Linked DNA regions of Homo sapiens: region 1 is linked to region 2. A link is a loop called in an ENCODE intact Hi-C map of the cell type or tissue named here. Cell type or tissue: HepG2. All regions are shown on one strand. Links, peaks and the distances in the headings refer to the core of each region. The heading gives the core; the rest is flanking DNA. Region 1 overlaps STARD13 (StAR related lipid transfer domain containing 13). Region 2 overlaps STARD13 (StAR related lipid transfer domain containing 13).

Region 1 (9,570 bases), core at 910-8,909, 140 kb after region 2:
ATAAGACCATGAATGGGAACTAAATCTTGGGAAACACAGAGCTGGGCAGAGGAATAAGAGCTGCTACCAAGGACATCAGTAAAAATAGTCAAGAGAAGCAGAGAAATGAGATACCAGTGAGGTCAAGGCAAGAAGACAAGTAGAAGGGGTCAGCAACTTTGCAAGACTTTTTCTCATTTGATCCCACATGTACTGAATGCCAAGCATGGTATATAAAAGTGTACCTATATCTATACCTATATCTTTACCTATCTATCTAGGGAATATAGAGGGAATATGAATGACATCACAGCAGCTGCCTTGGAGCCCTGGAGCCTGAAGACATTTGAGATGGATACACCTAAGGAGAGGAGGAGAAGGTGGCAGGCAGATTTGAAAAAAATGTGGATTACCATTAAAAAAGGATTTGTAAGCAATTTCAGAAATATAATCTCCAAGCCTCAGGAATTATTTTACCCTTACTTTTTAAGAACTGGTATTATTATACTCATAATGAGAGTCATAAATTATGAACAAGAAGAAGGTTGGTTATTATTATTTGTTTAGTATTACCAGCCTTTTCAATTCCACACAAGAGGGTAACAGAAACAAAGCTGTGAGGATACCTTGCAGTTTGAACATTTCTGGGAATTTGCATTTAACAAGGAAAGATCATCACTGTAAATATATTTTCAATTTGTAACAGCTGAGACTCATAAATGGAGATTATATGACACATAACAAGTGACAGGTTATCAGCATGTGTTGGCAAGAGCCCTTTGGCTATTAAAAGATAATTAAAACTCACTATAATCTTCCAGCTGCTTCATTTAGTCATTTTGTTTTATATGAATGTGATAAGGCTCTGATGCATTTTAAATGGACAGCTCCCCTTTATCAGCTTCTTGGGTTAAGCCAGTGAGAGTCCCCTCATTTGCAAATCTCCTTCTAGCTACACAATTTACACAAAGCATCTTCCTCTGGCTTGATCGTCAATGATTCTGGTTGCCATGGAGAATTGGGGGTCATCTTTTATCTGGCGTAGTTAAAGCAAGCAATTGCCCACCCATATTATGTGATTGGAGTGAATGCTTCCATAACCATTTTCCTAAAAAAATAGATGTGCTAGAGAGCAGTTGTTCTATGTTCTCAATAGAAGAAGAGCAAAAAAGAACAGGTTTCAACTGGATTTCGATTCAACTTAGAAATAGTTTAATGGCTATGAAGACCAGAAACACACAAGACACCATGCAATCGTCAATGCTGGAGATTAGGAAGAAAGAAAAAAAAAAAAGAGTGGCCTTTTCAGTGTGTATTGTTTGCACGCTCTCTAGCTGGAAGGCACGCAGATGGATTACAAAACATTTCAGGCTATTTCTAAATGCAGAGTAGTGGAATATTTCCGAGAACCATTCTTGCAATTATTTTCAATTAAATCTTTATGTGTAGTTTTTCTTACACAAGGACTTAATAGAGCCACAAACCCTTTTATGGTCAGGCTGATTTGGAGAAGGATAACAGGGATCAGTGCAATGGAATTCTGCAATGCATGCTCAACTCTGGAGCCACAGTGACCTATCTAGGCCTTTGCTTCCATACAGAAAACAAGGTTTCTCCTTAATTTGCTCTTCCTAGAACAGACCATGCTCTCTCACTGTGCTTGACTACAGCACATGAGATCTTTCTCCTATAAGTGTCTTTCTGTTCTTCAAGTGTTGTGCCATACTGTTGGAAAACAACATCTTTCTGTTCTATCTTTGCTGGGCTGTCTCTTTCAAAAGTCAACAGGAACATTGCCTAATCTTGGAAGCCTTCCCTAAGCATTTAGTATGGATTCTGGAGCTCCCCTTGGATCCTGCACTAATGCCTACCCTTGTACTTCTGTCCTGTACTATCATTACCTCTCTACCTCCCTCCCTTCCTCCCCTGCCCCCACTAGAATGGAAGCTCCTGGAGGGTGGGGCCCACATCTTGTCTTGCCCAGCATCTAACAGTTGCTGAATAAATGTTGAATGAATAAATGCAGGAATGGATGAGAAAAATTATCTTTTGAGAAACAAACTTGTGAGATTGTTACAGTCCTTGTTTTCATAGGGACTGACAGTATCTTCTTTCTGAGATTTTGGTAGAAATTAAAAATTAATAGAGAAGCATATATCAGTAAGGAGGATATTGGGCAAGAATGTGCACAGGAATAAAAAGGACCTCTTCAAAATGGGACTCTCAGCAATGCCTCCACTCTTAAACTTCACACTGGCTTTGGTGTCAGTTCCCATGATCTGATGCAATCTCAACCCTGGGTAGAGGATGCTTCCTTTCTTTTGACATTGCCAGACTCCATCACATCTACATAGTTGTCATGCAAAGAGAGCACTGAAAGTGGTTTGTGCATTCTTATTAGGTCTCAAAAGATCAAGAGCAAAGGAATCCTCTGTTTATGGTTCAGTTGGGCCTAGGAAATCGCCAAAAAGTGACAATACGCTTGCTTGAGTTTAAAAATCATTACCAATATTCCAAATTTAACCTGAACTGAAAGCAAATTAAAAGCTCAACTTATATCTATTTATGCAGGCACTTCCTAGGCAATGATGACCTTCCATATTAATATGGTTTGGCTGTATCCCTACCCAAATCTCATCTTGAACTGTAGCTCCTATAATTCCCACATGTCATGGGAGGGACCTGCTACTCAGGAAGCTAAGGCAGGATAATGCTCGAACTCAGGAGGTGGAAGTTGCAGTGAGCCGAGATCGTGCCACTGCACTCCAGCCTGGGTAAGAAAGTGAGATTCCATCTCCAAAAAAAAAAAAAAAAAAAAAAATTAGACAGTTAAAATATCTCCTATAATTACCTCATAACAATCCTTTGAGGTGGGAAGGATTAGTCTAATTTCTACAAAGAACCTGAGGCAGCATGGGGTTAGATAACTGGTCCATGGTCAAACATCTAGGCCTGGTGGAGCCTGGGTTTTAACCCAGGTCTTTCTAACTTTCCAGCTAGTGTTCTTCATGATTACATCACAGTACCTCCCACATAGTTAAAACATACAAAGGATTTCAAATATTCATTTGCCATAGATTCAAAACCTTATCGTAGCATCTTTCGCACTTATTTGCAATGAAAGAGAAAGGGGTGGATTTCCAGCTGGTGGTCTGGGAGCTGTGCTCGCTGCAGCTCACAGTGGGCAGCCATTGCCAACGCTGCTTCAACAGTGGAGGCAGGTCTATTTCTGTTTCATCTTACTGCCCTCTACATTTTACGGGGGAGGTCATCAAATCTGAAGCCCCAGGAAGTGTAAACATCCACTTTTGTCTGTTACTGTGAACAAAGGTTCAAAATTGTGACTTCAAAGCATGGCAGACACTTTCCTAAGACAGAGCCTGGACACTGTCCAAGCTCAGGGCTCACTCAGCCCTTTGAACAGCTGTTACCCAATCCGTTCATTCAGAGCCTTTCATGTACATGTTTTGTACATCAACTAATATCTAGATATTGCGACTTCTTTTATCTACATTTGAAACCAAAATTTACCTTACCAAAACATTTACATAAAAGAATTCATAAGTTTGACTTTGAAACTCTCTGTAGTGTAATATCTTAATAAACAGGATTTTTTTCCCTTGAAAACGTAAGTGTTTCTGAATAAATGGAGAATCAGAATTTTCAGGAAATCTGATAAGTTCAAGAAGAGTTAACACTTATTCCTCTGAACTCCTAAGCCACGTCCTTCCCGTCTTCATTAGAGGGCATTCCTGGTGTAATTATTTAGATTCATGCCTGTCTTCTCTCCAAGTCCCTATAGGGCAATAACTATGATCTAGTCATCTCTCAATTTACAATCTTCAAAGAAGACTCTGGTACACAGAAGACATTTAAGAGACATTTGTTAAAAGATTGAACAAAGGAATGAATTCATTTGTATCTATCTAGGGATCCTTATTTTTATTTAGCTCAATGGTTCTCATCTGCAGGGATTTTTGCTCCCCTGAGAACACAGGGCAATGTCTGGAGACATGTTTGGTTTTCACAACTTGTGGGTTAGATCTCTTCTGGTATCCAGAGGTAAAAACTATGGATGCCTCTTAGCATCCCACAATGCATAGGACAGTCCCCACAAAAAACAATTACCTGGCCCCCAAATGTCGATAGTGGGGAGATTGAGAACCCCAATTTAGATAGAGAGTAACTACAAAAATTCCATACACAGACAAGAGATCTCAGAAATAAGCCAGCGCTCCTTTTAGAGAAAATGCAGTGGCACCCACTCATATCATTTATAGAAACTATTTCACGGAAACATAAACCAAATTGGAGATCCCAGGTGGTCATTTTCATCTCACAGCTCATTTTTGTTCTCCCGGCATAAGCCTCAACTAGATAACATCTTTGGACTTTCAGAGGTCAGCATTTATATGCTGACCCCATAGCCCAGAATAACCCAAAGAACGAGACTTTCATTCAATAACAGTGGCATTATTTTTTATTGTGGGTCATGGCTCATAATACGCAATTCAGCTAAAAGGGAAAGATACAAAACATTTGAGATGACTGGCAGGAGAAAACTCTAAAAATTCTCCAGCACAAAAGGGGATTAAAATGTCACAGGAAATTTTTTTCTTGAAAATGGAAGGGCTTATGAATGCTTCATTCTTTCCAGAACAGTTAAAACACTGTATGCACGGGTTGCTTGGGTTCGGAAGGCAGGGCAGCCCATTCCTTTTGTTCTGTTGCTCAACCCTAGAAGGCTTTCCCTGGTGAACTCGGGCCCACGAGCAGTGAGAAGTTAGGAGGAGGAAGATGCTTCATCTAAATGAACAATCTGGATTGTGTTCATCCTCCCTCTTAGAAGTGAAGAGAGACTGCCTTAAGCTGAGAAGCAAAACAGACTAAGCGGGCAAAGCCAAGTCTTTCACTGGAGATAACATTTGCCTGATATTTTAACTGTCATCTATTACCTGAAGACTCATTTATCCAAGGCCGAATGAAGCCAGCTCTTGCACTGACATGGAATTCAAAGTGATGAATAGGTCTATCAGCAAGGATGACTCACAGTGAGACATTCTGCATCAGGTGGCATGAATCAGGTGTCAATGGGAAGCTGGGCCCCGTCTGCCTGCCTCGGTCCTGCCTCTGCTAGAGGCTCCGTCCTGTTACTCTCCAGCCACCAGCCAGTGGGGGGACCTCGCACAGAGGTGGCAGCCCTGTGCTGCAGCTGCACTTTTCAGCCTGCCTGTTAGATATGATGGGGGCTCTAAGGGGATAATGAGTGTTTCTTTCCTGACAATCTGCAGATGATTCGAACTTTCTGGGGTTTAAATTAATTTCCTGTTTGGCATGTTTGCAGGAGGAGAAAACAATTATCTCCAAAATTACAAGTAATTAGCTGTTTGCTTATTGTTGTGGGATAAGATCTTACTTCCCTCCCACACCACACCCAGAACCCCCCCCCCCACACACACACACAACACACACACACACACACACACACACACCCTGTACTCTAGTTTTTCAGTTGTTATTTACAAGTCTCGATCTGGGAGGTTAGAGTCCAGTTCCCACCCAGGCCTTACCGAAATCTTCACTCTGCTCATGTAAGCCCTGCCCCTGGATCCTAATGAGTAAAGAAAACTGCAGGAGCACAATGTCCATCCCAGTGACTTCTGCTTATTAGATGGGTGTGGTGGATGCCCAGAATTCCAGGAAAGCAAGAATACCCACTCCCCACTCCAAGTCCTCTCTCTACAGGCAGGTGGCAAGGCCAGCTCAAGTACCATAGGAAATAAAGACATGAGACCGAAGATCTCAAGATGAGAGTCTACATTCTGGCTCATCACTTACTAGTCGTAGAATCTTAAGCAAGTCACTCAGCTTCTCTGAACCCCAGTTTCCTCATTTTATTAGAAGGATTATAAAACCCCCTGTAAAGTAGCGTTTCTCAACAGTGGCACTATTTTGGGCCACATAATTCTTTGGTGTGGGGGAGCATCCTGTACATTACAGGAAGTTCAGCAGCATCACTGGCCTCTGCCCACTAGATGCCAGCAGCACCCACCCCCTAGTTGTGATCATCAACAGTATCTCCAGATATTACCAAATGTTCCCTGGAGGGCAAAATTGTACCTGCTTGCAAGCCTCTGCTGTAAAGGAGCCCCCTCTCCTTTAAATGTTTAATAAAACATCACCCAGAAACTTTAATTCTACCTCCCAAGGATTCAGGAGCAGCAAAGTAAACAGCTACAAATGAAATGAGAGAACTTTTGGTGGAAAACCAGGTTTGGGATAAAATTGAGTACCAATTGGCCTTGCTTAGAGATTCTGGATTTTGTTTTAATCTTGGGAAGGGAGTGGGAGTATGTTCTTCTTTCCTGTTTCACGGGGTTTGTAGGGGCTTAAATGAGCCTAATGTATTTGAAACTGCACAGAATGATGCCTGCAACTATTCACACAGTCACAACCAAAGAATTGGTGCAATGCAGCTGGCATACATGGAATGTCACCCGAGCACTCTCTTCATGTTGGGGACAAAAGAACATCGCGTGATGATTCTAGTTGGAGCATTCAGTCAAATGAATCAGTTAGGTGCCAGCCACATGCCAGAAAAAATGACAGGAACCCAGCATTACTGAATGTGTCAAACATATATTTTTTTAATCTACAAATTATTTGACACTCCTCCGATTGAATAATGGGTCTGCTCTTCTTGAACCTGAGCAGACCTTTATGGCTATGTTGACTAATAGAATACAGAAAAAGTGAAGAGGCAACTTCCAAGACTAGATCATAAAAAGTCACACACCTTGCCTTGCTCACTCTTGGGATGCAGTCTCCATGTGGGGAAGAAGGAAGCCTGGGCAACCACATGGACACATGTAGATGCACCAGCTGCCAGTCTCACTGAGGTCCTGACCGAGAGGCAGCATCCACTGCCAGTCATGCAAGTGCCCAAGGCTTCGGATGTTCCTGGAGCCCAGTCACTGAGCCAGGCATAGCCCGCAGGTCTTGCCAGCCTATGTCACAGTCATCAAAGAACAGAGACAAGCCATTTCCACCGTGTCTTTTCCAAACTCCTGACCCACAGAATCCATGAGCATAATAACATGGTTGTTTAATACCACTAAGTTTGGGACAGTTTGTTACATAGCAACAGTCATGGATCACACTTCCATGGAGCTCAACCACTAATTGCCCAAACAATGTGCTCCCTGAGGAACTTGGGTCCTGTTGGTTTAGCTCAGCTGGTGGTAATGTCAGAAACAGCCAGGGAATGAGTCTGCCATTGGCATGGAGAGGCAATTAGGGTCACGTATTTCATCAGCAGAGTCTAGAGGTCTTTCTTGACACATAGAAGGGTTGCAGAGGTTATGACCTCTTCCATGCCACCCATGAACAGAATGGCTTGATCAGCAGGAAAGAGAGAATTGCATTGACATATAAATACGGGACAAGAACACTAAGTGGGAGCCTTCAAAGAAGAAGGCTCCTTTGAGAAGCCTGGAAACTTCCGGAGCTGGTTACTGGGTCAGGAGCAGCCTATTCTAGAGAACAACCTGGCATTGACTCAGAGGCTGGGCAGTGGCCTCTAGTTCTTGCATGCTGGGAGAAGTTACGGGAATGGGTGTGACCATGACCTGCCAAGCAGAGAGTCTTTGCTGACTCAACATAACCTCTGCCCATCTTGACCCCTAGAGACAACCCGTCTTGATGAAGAGAAATAAAAGTGGCCTGGATTTGAGGGAAATAGTGAAACATTGCTTTCCAAACAGGAGTCAAGAGACTAGAGTGTGCTGAGAGAATAGCAGAATGTGTGCAGGGGTGCTAATGAGCACAGAGATCATTCAGGATCATTTGCGCATTTTCAGAGTAAGCCAGTTCTCCGAGGTGGCTTCTTCCTCCTTGAAGCACACAAACTCTGTTTCCTGAAGCTTCCTTACTCATCTCATTTAATTTGGATTTAACCTGCAGCTAGAGATTCAGAATCTGAACTACAATTCAGGTGGAGAAGTTAAACTCTATATTAATAGCTCTTATAAAATACTCTATGAGTATTTTTTATTCAGTATCAGTGGGGCAGCTGCCTGAGGCAAATATGTGCAATTTCCTACTTCATTAAATATTTAAACATCTTTACTTCTGGAAGAGTTCACATTTGAAAATCTCCTTCTTGCTAAGATGCTGACAGACCACTTAGGAATTTGGTGTAAACAATATGAACAGGTGTCCTATAGGGACATTTGTTTATTGAGTTTCTTTACAAATTAATCTTGGGGTTTACAGCTATTTCAGACAACTTGTACCAATTTAACTAGTGTTTTGGTTTATTCACATTTCTAAAATCAGGCACTAAATTATGTTGTATTTGGGCAAATTTTACTCTAAGAATTATAAAATATGAAATAGTTCAAGCAACTATAATGTTAGCAGTTTAAAATTCAAATCTCCTTGCCACTCATATTAAATTCATTTAATGTTCGTAGTTTATTGTATTTATCCCTTTTCAATACATTTTTAGTCATGCCAAAAGCAGGAAGAAAATGTATATGATTCCAGTGAAATTTCTGTTGTAAGGTGACCCAGACTTTACTGAGTAAGAATTACTGATGACACAAATCACTGAAGAGGTGTCTTGAAGTAGAATAAAAATCTCAAGCAGAAGGTACAGTAATAAATTCAAATTAATGGGTTCTTATCATGGGGAGTGGGGAGAGAACATGAAGAGATACATTAGGAATTGTAAACATAAAAATTTTATAAGGCATGTAAACATTGTCCATCCCGAAAAGTTATGGAGCTATCTCTTGTATTTATAATTTCTTTATCACCATAGTTAAGATCCTCATCCCTCATGGTATTTTTCTGAGTAGTCACTGTAACTGCAGCAGCAGCAGAAGCAACAACCACTCTAAGGAGAAGCCTGGAGCTGTGGCAGAACACAGACAGCAATAGACAGCCTTGGGTTCACCTCCTGGCTCCGCTAGTTATTTGGGTTTAACTGGAACAAGTGACTTTAACCTCTCTGGGTTTTCGTTTCTTAATCTTTAAAATGGGAACATCAATGGTACTTCCTCTTCTGAGGATTACATGACATAATTATTGATCATGTTTAGGCAGGGCCTGCATAAAATACATGCTCAACCACGATGACTATATCTTTACATTCAGTCTGGCCACTTCAAACCCATGTTTATCTATTCATCTTTCTAGGCTGCTCTTTTTGTCCTATTTCTGCTCTACTTAAAAGCCCTCAGGAGCTCCCTATTACCTATCAAATAAATTTCAAACTCACTGCAGTCTGGCCTCAAACTTTTTTGCCAACCTTATCATCTGTATTTCCTATAACCTCCACATGTCACTGAATTTGGACTACATTCTAAATTGCTCAAGTCATACTTTTCCACTCATTCTGTTGCCCTGCTTAGGACAACTCTGCGATTTTGCCCGGTGGAAATACAGCTTCTTCCCATGGCTCAGGCCCAGTGGTCTCCCCTCTTTACCTTACCACTCTGTTGCCTACACATACTTCTAAGTGCCTGTTTTGATAGCCTGTCAGTCACTAAGCCATACGCTCCCTTGAATTGTCAATATTTATGACAG
Region 2 (9,570 bases), core at 1,132-9,131:
CTGAATTTTTGACAAGAGATAGTTTTCCACATAAAAAATGGAGAAGAAACCTGTTGTTCATCCTTTTTTTTTTTTTTTTTTGAGACAGAGTCTCACTCTGTCTATCAGGGCTGGAGTGCTGGAGTGCAGTAGCATGATCTCAGCTCAACCACAACCTCCATCTCCTGGATTCAAGTGATTCTTCTGCCACAGCCTCCCAAGTAGCTAGGATTACAGGTGTGCACCACCACGCCCAGCTAATTTTTTTTTTTTTTTTGAGATAAAGTCTCGCTCTTATCCCCCAGGTTGGAGTGCGATGGCACGATCTCAGCTCACTGCAACCTCTGCCTCCTGGGTTCAAGCAATTCTCCTGCCTCAGCCCCCTGAGTAGCTGGGATTACAGGCACCTGCCACCATGCCCAGCTAACTTTTGTATTTTTAGTAGTGACAGGGTTTTACCATGTTGGCCAGGCTGGTCTAGAACTCTTGACCTCAGGTGATTCACCAGCTTCGGCCTCCCAAAGTACTGGGATTACAGGCGTGAGCCACTGCACCCAGCCTAATTTTTGTATTTTTAGCAGAGATGGTGTTTCACCATGTTGGCCAGGCTGGCCCTGAACTCCTGACCTCAAGTGATCTGCCCACCTCGGCCTCCCAAAGTGTTGGGATTTTAAGTGTGAGCCACCATACCTGCCCTGTTGCTCATCCTTCTGATCACAGTGGATGGGCAGGCAACAGCCCCAGCTCCCTCAGCTTCGTTATGAGGAAGATCCCAGGAGGGCATAATGTTTTTCCTTCACTTTTGTGTCTGTCACCCATGGACGGGCAGCCTGGGCCATCACACAGGGTCTCACACACTTAGTTTAATGCTCTGCTGTCTTGGTTTTGAAATTCTCAATGATTTATGAACAAGTGATCCCACATTTTCTCTTTTCACTGGTCCCACAAATGGCATAACAGGTCCTGCTGTCATCTACTGTTAAAGCTCAGCCCAGCCACCCTCTTGAGAAAGGGGAGAATGGCCATCAGCAATGCAGAGTTCATTTTATAAGCATCTCTCTTGTATGTGATCTCTCATTTCCTTTTGAAGATAAAAGGCGAGTGATGAGTGTCCCCTTGGTCTAGTTTTCCTGTCTTCTTTCTGTTGTCTTTCACCTAAAAACCTAGCTATGAAAAAGCAAGGACTCAGCTGGGCACAGTGGCTCATGCCTGTAATCCCAGCACTTAGGGAGGCCGAGGCGGGTGGATCACCTGAGGTCAGGAGTTCGAGACCAGCCTGGCCAACATGGTGAAACCCTATCTCTATTAAAAATACAAAAATTAGCTGGGTATGGTGGTGCGTGCCTGTAAATCCCAGCCACTCAGGAGGCTGAGGCAGAAGAATCACTTGAACCCAGGAGGCGGAGGTTGCAGTGAGCTGAGATCGTGCCACTGCACTCCAGCCTGGGTGACAGAGCAAGACTCCATCTCAAAAAAAAAAAAAAAAAAAAAAAAGCAAGGACTCAAGGATAATTTCACTGGATAGCCCCAGAGCACTGCTCACTTTATCTGAGGCAGGCAACAGAAAAAGTGACAAACAGCCAGCGGGGGCAGGGACACTTGTACTGAGTACTAAGAGTCTTCCCAGCATGATTAGGCTTTTAAAACTTACTGCTCTATTAGGAGGAGAGGCTGAGCATGAGTGGTGCATTAGAATTCACATTCCATCTGAATAATATTAAATCTCCCTCTTGGCATCCTGTTTATGCTAATCTTTTTCGGGACTTAATGATGTTTATCAGGACTTCCATTTCCTCTTCTTTAGAAATGTGCTCAGCTAATGAAGGAAGGTTGGTTTTCTTGAGAAAGAAAGATTCATAAGAAGAGTATGCAGCAGATTCTTATTCTGAGCATTGCAGGTTCAGCCTCTCACTGCGGTGACTTCATATTCATCAGGAATAGGTATAATCTATTCTGTGCACAGTTGATTTAGGGCAGAAATAAAAGCTCAGACAACAAAGCAAGGCTCCTCTTACACACTACTATGTCTGAATACAAATGGTTCATAATTGAAGGCTAAACTTCCTCATCTCACCCACAGCCAGCTGCAAGGGCAAACATGGACACTCTGTTGCATCATATAGAAACTGCTGGGCATGCAGGAGTGTGGAAGACAAAAGGCTGGCAATGTGTCAGGCTCTGTGGGGCAGGGTCAACTGCAATGAGTGCTTATATGCGAGGCGAGTGTTTAGCACGGGGAGAAGGGCCCATCGCACTGCAGGAAGCCTTCTCCCTGAGACTCGGGGCAATGCCTTGGGAGAGTATGGGGTGGTACTTCCTATTAAAATGTGGCATAGAAGGGGTTATTTGCGGATGTTCTCGTCTTCTGCAGCTTTGAGGCTGAGATCTCAAGGCCTTGGGCAGACTGGAATCTTTTCAATTCCACAGAAGTGCTGTTGGCGAAGAAAGAACATTCGTTTGGTGTTGCTCTCCTTGCTTTTCACTCTTTTCCCCTCGCTTTTCTGATTGATTCGCTTTTACTAGCTCTTGCTTGCTCTGAAATCTCCGGAAAAGCCAGGTTTTGATTCCTTATGTTTCTCTAGTTCTCCCCTTTTCCTTCCTATTACCACCTTCCTTTTTCACAGGAGCCAGAGAGGTGGTCTCTGCGTGCTTCCCACACCACATTGACAAGGAAAGGGAGGGACATTCCAAGGCTGGAAGCCCTGCCAGGACTGGGTGCATTATAAGGTGGTGACTGACTGTGGTGAAAGTCCCTTCGATGTCCTACGGATTCTCCCATGTGACTGACGCGAGATGCGTGGCTCTATTCATTTTAATTACATTTAGAATCAGTATTTATATCTTGAAATGAGTCTTCTTCCTCCAAGCCTTTGCCGGCACACTGTTTTTCATCTTGGCATTCTCCCAGATTTAAAAAATTGACCTGAGATGGACACAGGGGTGGAAGAGGTTTTGGTGCCCTGTGTCTTTCTCTCTACTGATAAGACTTTTGCTTCTAAAGAGAGACTGGCCCCACTAACAGCAATGATATTGGCACTGCACATTATTCAGAAGCTACGGGGGGCAGGAATGGTTTATAGCTATGGACATTAACTTTGAATAATGTGTATTCTTAGTAAAACCTCTAAGATTAAAAAAATTAAAATGTTTGCTTAAGTAACGAGATTCATTGGCTGACTCTATTGGGATGTGATTCACAAGTCAATTCATGCTGGGGCATCTGTCAAAGAAGAGAACCCTAGAAAAGTAGCCTGTCACCCTTATTTCTGGGGAATAAGAGGCAAGCTATTAAGGCCATTTCTCAAAACTAAACAGCCATCCTCACAACAATGACAGCAGCCATCCCACCCTCTGCGATGACATACAAATATGGAAAAATGTTATGTGCAGATTCTCTAAATTAAAAATGAGGAGGGACAAAGGGGAACACACATTCAGTTCAGTCAAAGACAACTTCAAATGAAGAAGTTACTGCTATTTTTCTGCACTGAAAATTGATTTCTGGTTCACCAAGAGACCAGCCTGATTCTAAGTGTGGTCTCAGTATTGGGGTCTCTACAAGCATCACTAGCCAGCTCATTCCTGCCCACTGAGCCCAAGGACCAGGGTAAATCAATAAAAAGTACAAATAATCTTAGGTTGGTACAGATTCTCTGCATGGCATCAAAAAGTATGATGAACAGGGACTATTACAGAATAGCTGCCTGGAAATATACCCACTATTCAGGGCTGCAATTTATCAATTAAGAACACAACTTTTATTTTGGACAGAATGTCTAAGAAGCTAATGGGTGTTAATTTGGAGGAGCAAAGCCTTTGTTTTGTAAAGTACAGGACGGACAGCACTCTGGATTTAATCACAGTCCACCATTATGGTGGGCCCCAAAAGTCTCGGAGGCAGCAAATCTCTGAATATTTTGTTTAGCTTCAGCATTGAATCAACTCTATAAAATGAGGGGATATTTGACTTAGCTGATACTTTTGTTCATATTTTACTTGCACATTTTTAAAAGATGTAAATAAATCTGTGTTTGGTTTAAGTTTTCCTGGTCATGATGCTGCTTCAAAGGAAAAAAAAAGAATTAATAAAAGGAGGCATGAAAAACCTAATTCTTTTTCAAAAATAATAGGGATAAAAGAACAGTGTGAAATCAATGGTGGCACTGAAATAATAGTTACAAAGGAAATGCAGTACAGTACATAGCTTAACTCTAGTTTTTAGGGATTGCAAATTAGACATCCCAGGAACAAACTGTTAACGTCAACTTTCCCCAGTCACTCCAGGTCATCATTTAAGTTGCCAATGAGGAAACATCCTCAAATAGGACATGTCTTGTTCAAATTAAATATTGCTACATAAAGGTCACAATGCCTTTTATTTTTGGTGAGGCATGTCTTGCCTGATATTGGGCAGATCTGACTCAGTCTGACATCCCCTCAATCCAATCCCATGGTTGGGGGTGGTGGGGCAGCAGCGGGGGGGTTACAGCCCTACCTGATCGAGGCAGTTGCTGCGTAGATATCTCAGTGCTTGCTGAATACTTTGAGGCAGGGGCTGTCCCGTTCTTTGGACGTGGACTATGAGAGGAACGCCAAAGACAGCCTTGTCTTTGTAGTCGGGAACTTTCATCCTCTTCATGAACTTTGGAACTGACCTAGAATTTACAGAAACCAGGTCATGCAAGCCTCCTGGGTCACACTGTGGGGTGAGGCTCTGGAAGCAAGCATGAGGGAAGCCAGGCTTTTGTTGGAATACCCAACAGATGCGGGGTGAATTCAACATTCTCTCTGCATTAATCACAGGACACTGCTGTGCTCTGTGTGGCCCTTGCCTGCTTGCTATCTCTAGCTACTAAACAGCATGAGTCACGTTCCCAGAATGTATTTGTAGCTCTGTTTTCAGGTCAAGTGGACAACTTTCCAATTTAACTGTGATAGACTTATTTCTCAAGTGCTGAACACTTAAAAGTCCCCAACAAAACAAAACAAATTAAAAATTACAAGAGGAAGAAGAAATCTGGCTGGGGTTGGAGGAAAAGGAAGGGAGAAAAGAAGAACAATATTTCTTGGCTCTATCTTACTTTTCTAGAGCCAGTTGTAGTTTTCAAAGGACATTTTAATACAGAAGCATATATTGATTTGACCATGAATTTATAACCTTCTAAAATATTTCATAAAAGCACCATTGATTTTTTAAATATGTATAATATAAAACATAGAACAATTACTGACACATTTTGTATTTTTTCAAACCCACCAAATCATCTACAATAGGTCCACATTCAAGTTCTAACATGCTTCTGTCAATTCCTTATTACAAGGTTTACTGCATATTCTTGTTTCTATTTGCCAATGAAATAAAAGCAGAAATGTATTTGAAGAATTAAATGCTCTTTGAATGAATCAATGCTCTAAGTGGTAAGCTTTGCATCAGGCCAGAAGGTACAAGTGACAGCTGTTTCTGTGCAAACTGCCAGGATTATTTTATGGCAAGTTTATTTTTATTTCCTCTGTTCACAATTAATCACCCTTTACTTGTCTCTTTTTCCTTTCTTGGAGCCTGACTGCCTTCCCTGGAAACCAACTGAGAACTACAAATAGAGCAATGTTTCCTGTAGGGTCCACTGCATCGAGGCTACGGCAGAGCTCATGCCTTATGTCCAGGAGATCATCAGTGAAGGCAATGAATGGGTTTTTCAGATATCACAAAGTAAACATGGAAGCTTCTGCAATCACACACTTAGCTCTAGAGCCAAGGATCCCCTCCTAGGTGAATGTGCTACGCACCATGTCCAGCCGTGCTTGTTGGACATGGAGTGCTTCTCCATGATGGCCGTGAGGCGGAGCAGTGAGAAGCGCTGGAGCAGGCTCAGCTGGCTGGCCGTCTGGCTGCTGATGTGGGGCGATGCTGGGGCCGGCCGGGGCTGGTGCGACAGCTGGAAACTGTTCCATCGGAGTCGCCTTTACCAGAGAGACCATCAGAGAAGCCAGTCACAAAGTGGACTTGGTAGCGGGAAACACGGGACATCACCAAGGTACACGCAGCTAATCAAGATAGCAGCCGAGCAAAGAAAATCGCAAAGCAAATGGAACAGAAGACACAAGTGTGCAGAATAAACATAGGACATGATTTTTCCAAGTCAGATAAATCTGGAAAAAGTCTTATTATCCATTTTATTAGGGGGTTTAAATAAGTGATAGAGGAAATATTATGTTTGTTTATTCCAAATTTGTTCCCAAAGTGTTGAGAGCAAGCTGAGACAGTGTGTGTGTGAGTGAGTGTGTGTGTGTGTGTATGTGAGAGAGAGAGAGAGAGAAACAGAGGGAGAGAGAGAAACGGAAAGAGAGGAAAGAGACGGAGACAGGGAGATATAGACAGAAGCAGAGAGAGCAGAGAGATAGAAAAGAGAGAGACAGATGTAGATGGAGAGATGGAGAGATGAGACAAAAAGAGATACAGAGGCAGAGGATGGAGAGACAGACAGAGACAGAAAGATAGAGACAGAGCAAGAGACAGAGAGAGGGAAGACAGAGATAGAGCAATATAGACAGAGGACAGACAGAGGTAGAGCGATAAAGACAAAGAGAGAAAGAGAGAGAGATACAGACAGGGAGCAAGAAACAGAGAGAGAGAGAGGGAGAGAGCTGTCGAATGTCTAGGGCTGTAGAAAATTTTCTCATTGTCTTCCATGTGTCTACACTCTATATCTTGCTCAGTATTGAGATGGAGCCCGAAGATGAGAGGTACAGAGGTGACACATCACTGAACCACAAGACACACCCTTGCCTCAACCAGAAACCCAGCAGCACAGGGCCATTTTTCTATGGTGCTTCTGAAACGGTCTTTGTAGGTCAGCTTTGATGTACTTTGTAATTGGCACTTTAAAGCAAAAACAAACTTGCAGAGTACACATCTTAGGCCTCAGAAATTTCTTATAGGAGCAAAAAAAGTGTAAAATTTGGGGAAGAGACATTTTGATGAACGCATCACAGGAAGGTCAGGGGAAGAGTCGGTGCCTAGGAACTGGGTATTGGTTATCCAGGATTCCCTGCCTATGGTGCCCAGTATAACGCTTTGCACATAAGAAGCTCAAAATATTTTTGGATAAAACTAGGAACAAAATAAAGGATAAGCACAAATAAATATGAGTTCACATGGATTCAATCACCATGATACCTGTACAGAAGTCATACTTCTGTTCAAATAATTCCTAATCACATACATCACTTAGAACAGAGTCAGGCATTTAGTAAGTACTCTGTGTATGTTTGTTAAAGAAATAAACAGAACACAATTACTATGAAATGGATGAAAAATCATTTCACAAGTGCATGCCACCTACCTGTTTGGCCTGGTCAGAGAGGCCCCTACACCAGAATCCCTCCTGTCTCTGACCCCAGGAGGCTCAGATTCATTAAGAGATGTTACATCTCTTTCCACATCACTGGGTGTCGTCCGACCTTCTGAGACAGAGTTACCTTCAAAATCTAAGGTGATCTGATTAGGAGATGGAAAGGTGGATAAGCCAGGTTCCCCAACCAATGTATCATGAGTTTGCAGTTCAGGCAAGACATCTTTGGACCAGTCATCGACTACCTCTTGGAGCCCATTGACATGCTGCAGAATGTCATCCAAGTGAGGGAAAAGGTCATCTTTCTCCAAGTCCAAAAGATCTCCTGTGCTGGCATACAGATGGGAGCCAGGGACATTGTCATAGATACTGACTCGGCTGGCTCTGTGGCAGGACGCCATGAGCCGGGGCTCCCTGGCACCAGGGACCTGCTCTCTGCCCAGGGAGATGCTACCGGTCCTCCAATTAACCCCATTGCTACTATCTGTGGGAGAGAGGCTTTCAATAGAAAGTGCCTTGGGGAATGTTCCTGGTTTGTGATCCTTGGGAATATGCACCACCAAATTCTCTTGGGAGTGAAATTCATGCATACGGCTTTGGTCCCCTGCATCCGGCAGTGCTGTCCCCGCCAGCACATCTAGGTCCTCCAAGTACATGCCCCCGCGCTTGTTGGCCTCGTGGCACTTGCGTTCCTTCAGGCAGGGCGTGCTCACCCCGCTGCTGCTGTGCTCCGACGGGCTGCTCTCGCCACTCGACTTGCCAGAGCATGGGAGCCCTTTTCTGCAGGCAGGTGGCGGCGAATTCTGGAGATCTCCATTTGGTATTTGGATGCACTGCATAGCCTTAAAGGACTCTGGCTCCTGCTGCAACATGGGCCCACTGATCACCAGGCCACCTGTCCGCCCAGACCCCTTATGCCTCCCGTGGGCTCCCTTCCCTCGGAGTGTTTCCATGCGTTTCAAAAATGATTTGGCCCTAGCCCTCGTGGGCTTCTCATTCTTGGGGTGGAAGGGGTGGTTGAGGACATCTCTGGGGGGCTGTGGGAGGCTGCTGCTGACGAGTGGGGCATCCAGCATGACCGGGTTGTCTGTACAGCACTGGCCCGGCTGGCTGCGACTGTCGCTGCCTCCACTGCTTTCGCTGTGAATGGAGCAGACCTCAGGCTCGCTCAGGTCTGTGAGGACGCTCTCACTGCTGGTCGTGTTCCTCATCCCCGTGCCTCCCGGTGACCCATTTCTGTCTCCTCGAGGGAGCAGCGTGTAGAGGTCGTCCACACGAGACCACCTGCGACTGGTTCTTTGGAAAGTCCATTTGTTGCTGATACAAAGATCTTCCTCATCGGAGTCGTCACCCTGCAGAGCACCAAGGAAAATGCTCATTAGCAGACAGCGTGGCTGAAGCAGGAACTCTGGGTGCTCTGAGGGCAGCCCTGTGTGGTCCTCCACCTCCCTCCCCTCTGTCCTCCCATGCACAGGTGTGAGCTTCTTGGGCACCTCTAAGCTGTCCTTCTACCACTTGCACTGTCTTGTACATACCCTTCCTCCCAGTGGCCAGAGGACCCTTCTCAACTTGCCAAACTTTCTTCCTTCCCATTTTCAAAGAGGTTTTGAATGCCTCCTTCCTTCCTCTCTAAGAAGTTTTCCCTGACTGATTATAAAGAGGGTATAATTACATCAGACTAGACGGTCTAAATATAAAGCACCTGCAGTCTTCTTTTTCACAAAGGAACTCAACTCTGCCATAAAAGGCACTTACTTCTTTCCAGAAACCTCTTCACTGAGCCCCGGGGACCATATTTCCAGCTTGCCCCATCTGAATCTCAGCTTCAGTATATCTCAAAGCTAACACTCCTTATTTTAGTCCCCTGCACTTGATTCTTATCGTGTATTCCCTGGATAAGGTAACAGCAAAATGAACCACTGAATTTCTTTAAGTAGAGATGAGGGAGCCATTCTGGAGATCGCTATTTGTGATCCAATCCGGCTACTCTGCATGAGCGTCTTTTTCTGTGGAATCAACTCCGAGTCAGAATGCCGTTGGCAGGACGCACACCTCTGTGTGGCTGCAGTGGGTCCCCGCGGCTTGGCACTGTCTTACACTTTGGGCCTCACACATTGACTCTAGGTGTCTGGTTTCTGCCTGAATTTGCAGCCCCTGAGAGGGGAGCATCTGCATTCCCTGAGGCCAGAGATGGCCTGGTTTAGCTTTGCATAGCCTTGGGCCCAGCGCAGACCTTGAC

Evidence for each region. A loop is a pair of places that touch in the nucleus more often than their neighbours do. Peaks named below come from ENCODE experiments on the same cell type or tissue, not always from the same donor. Only the 100,000 strongest peaks of a DNase experiment are listed, where the experiment ranks them.
Region 1: a loop joins it to region 2, with 7 times the contacts of the local background. A loop is called at or near these places in 2 of 110 quality-filtered maps.

What each region holds. Positions count from the first base shown.
Region 1 is chr13:33,257,220-33,266,789 of GRCh38, forward strand. All of the region lies in intron 1 of STARD13 (StAR related lipid transfer domain containing 13), which reads right to left. Among named protein-coding and RNA genes, the nearest start is that of STARD13-AS, 16 kb to the right of the region's middle. RefSeq lists an enhancer at 3,167-3,667. In HepG2, for the core only: a CTCF peak has its summit at 5,168; DNase peaks (open chromatin) are centred at 1,692, 3,302, 4,672, 5,032 and 1 weaker place; H3K4me3 peaks cover 818 bases.
Region 2 is chr13:33,121,607-33,131,176 of GRCh38, forward strand. STARD13 (StAR related lipid transfer domain containing 13) reads right to left here. Exons shown (of 14, transcript NM_178006.4): 5 at 7,323-8,683; 6 at 5,767-5,940; 7 at 4,475-4,634. Among named protein-coding and RNA genes, the nearest start is that of KL, 110 kb to the left of the region's middle. In HepG2, for the core only: no CTCF peak of the experiment used is centred there; DNase peaks (open chromatin) are centred at 2,105 and 4,695.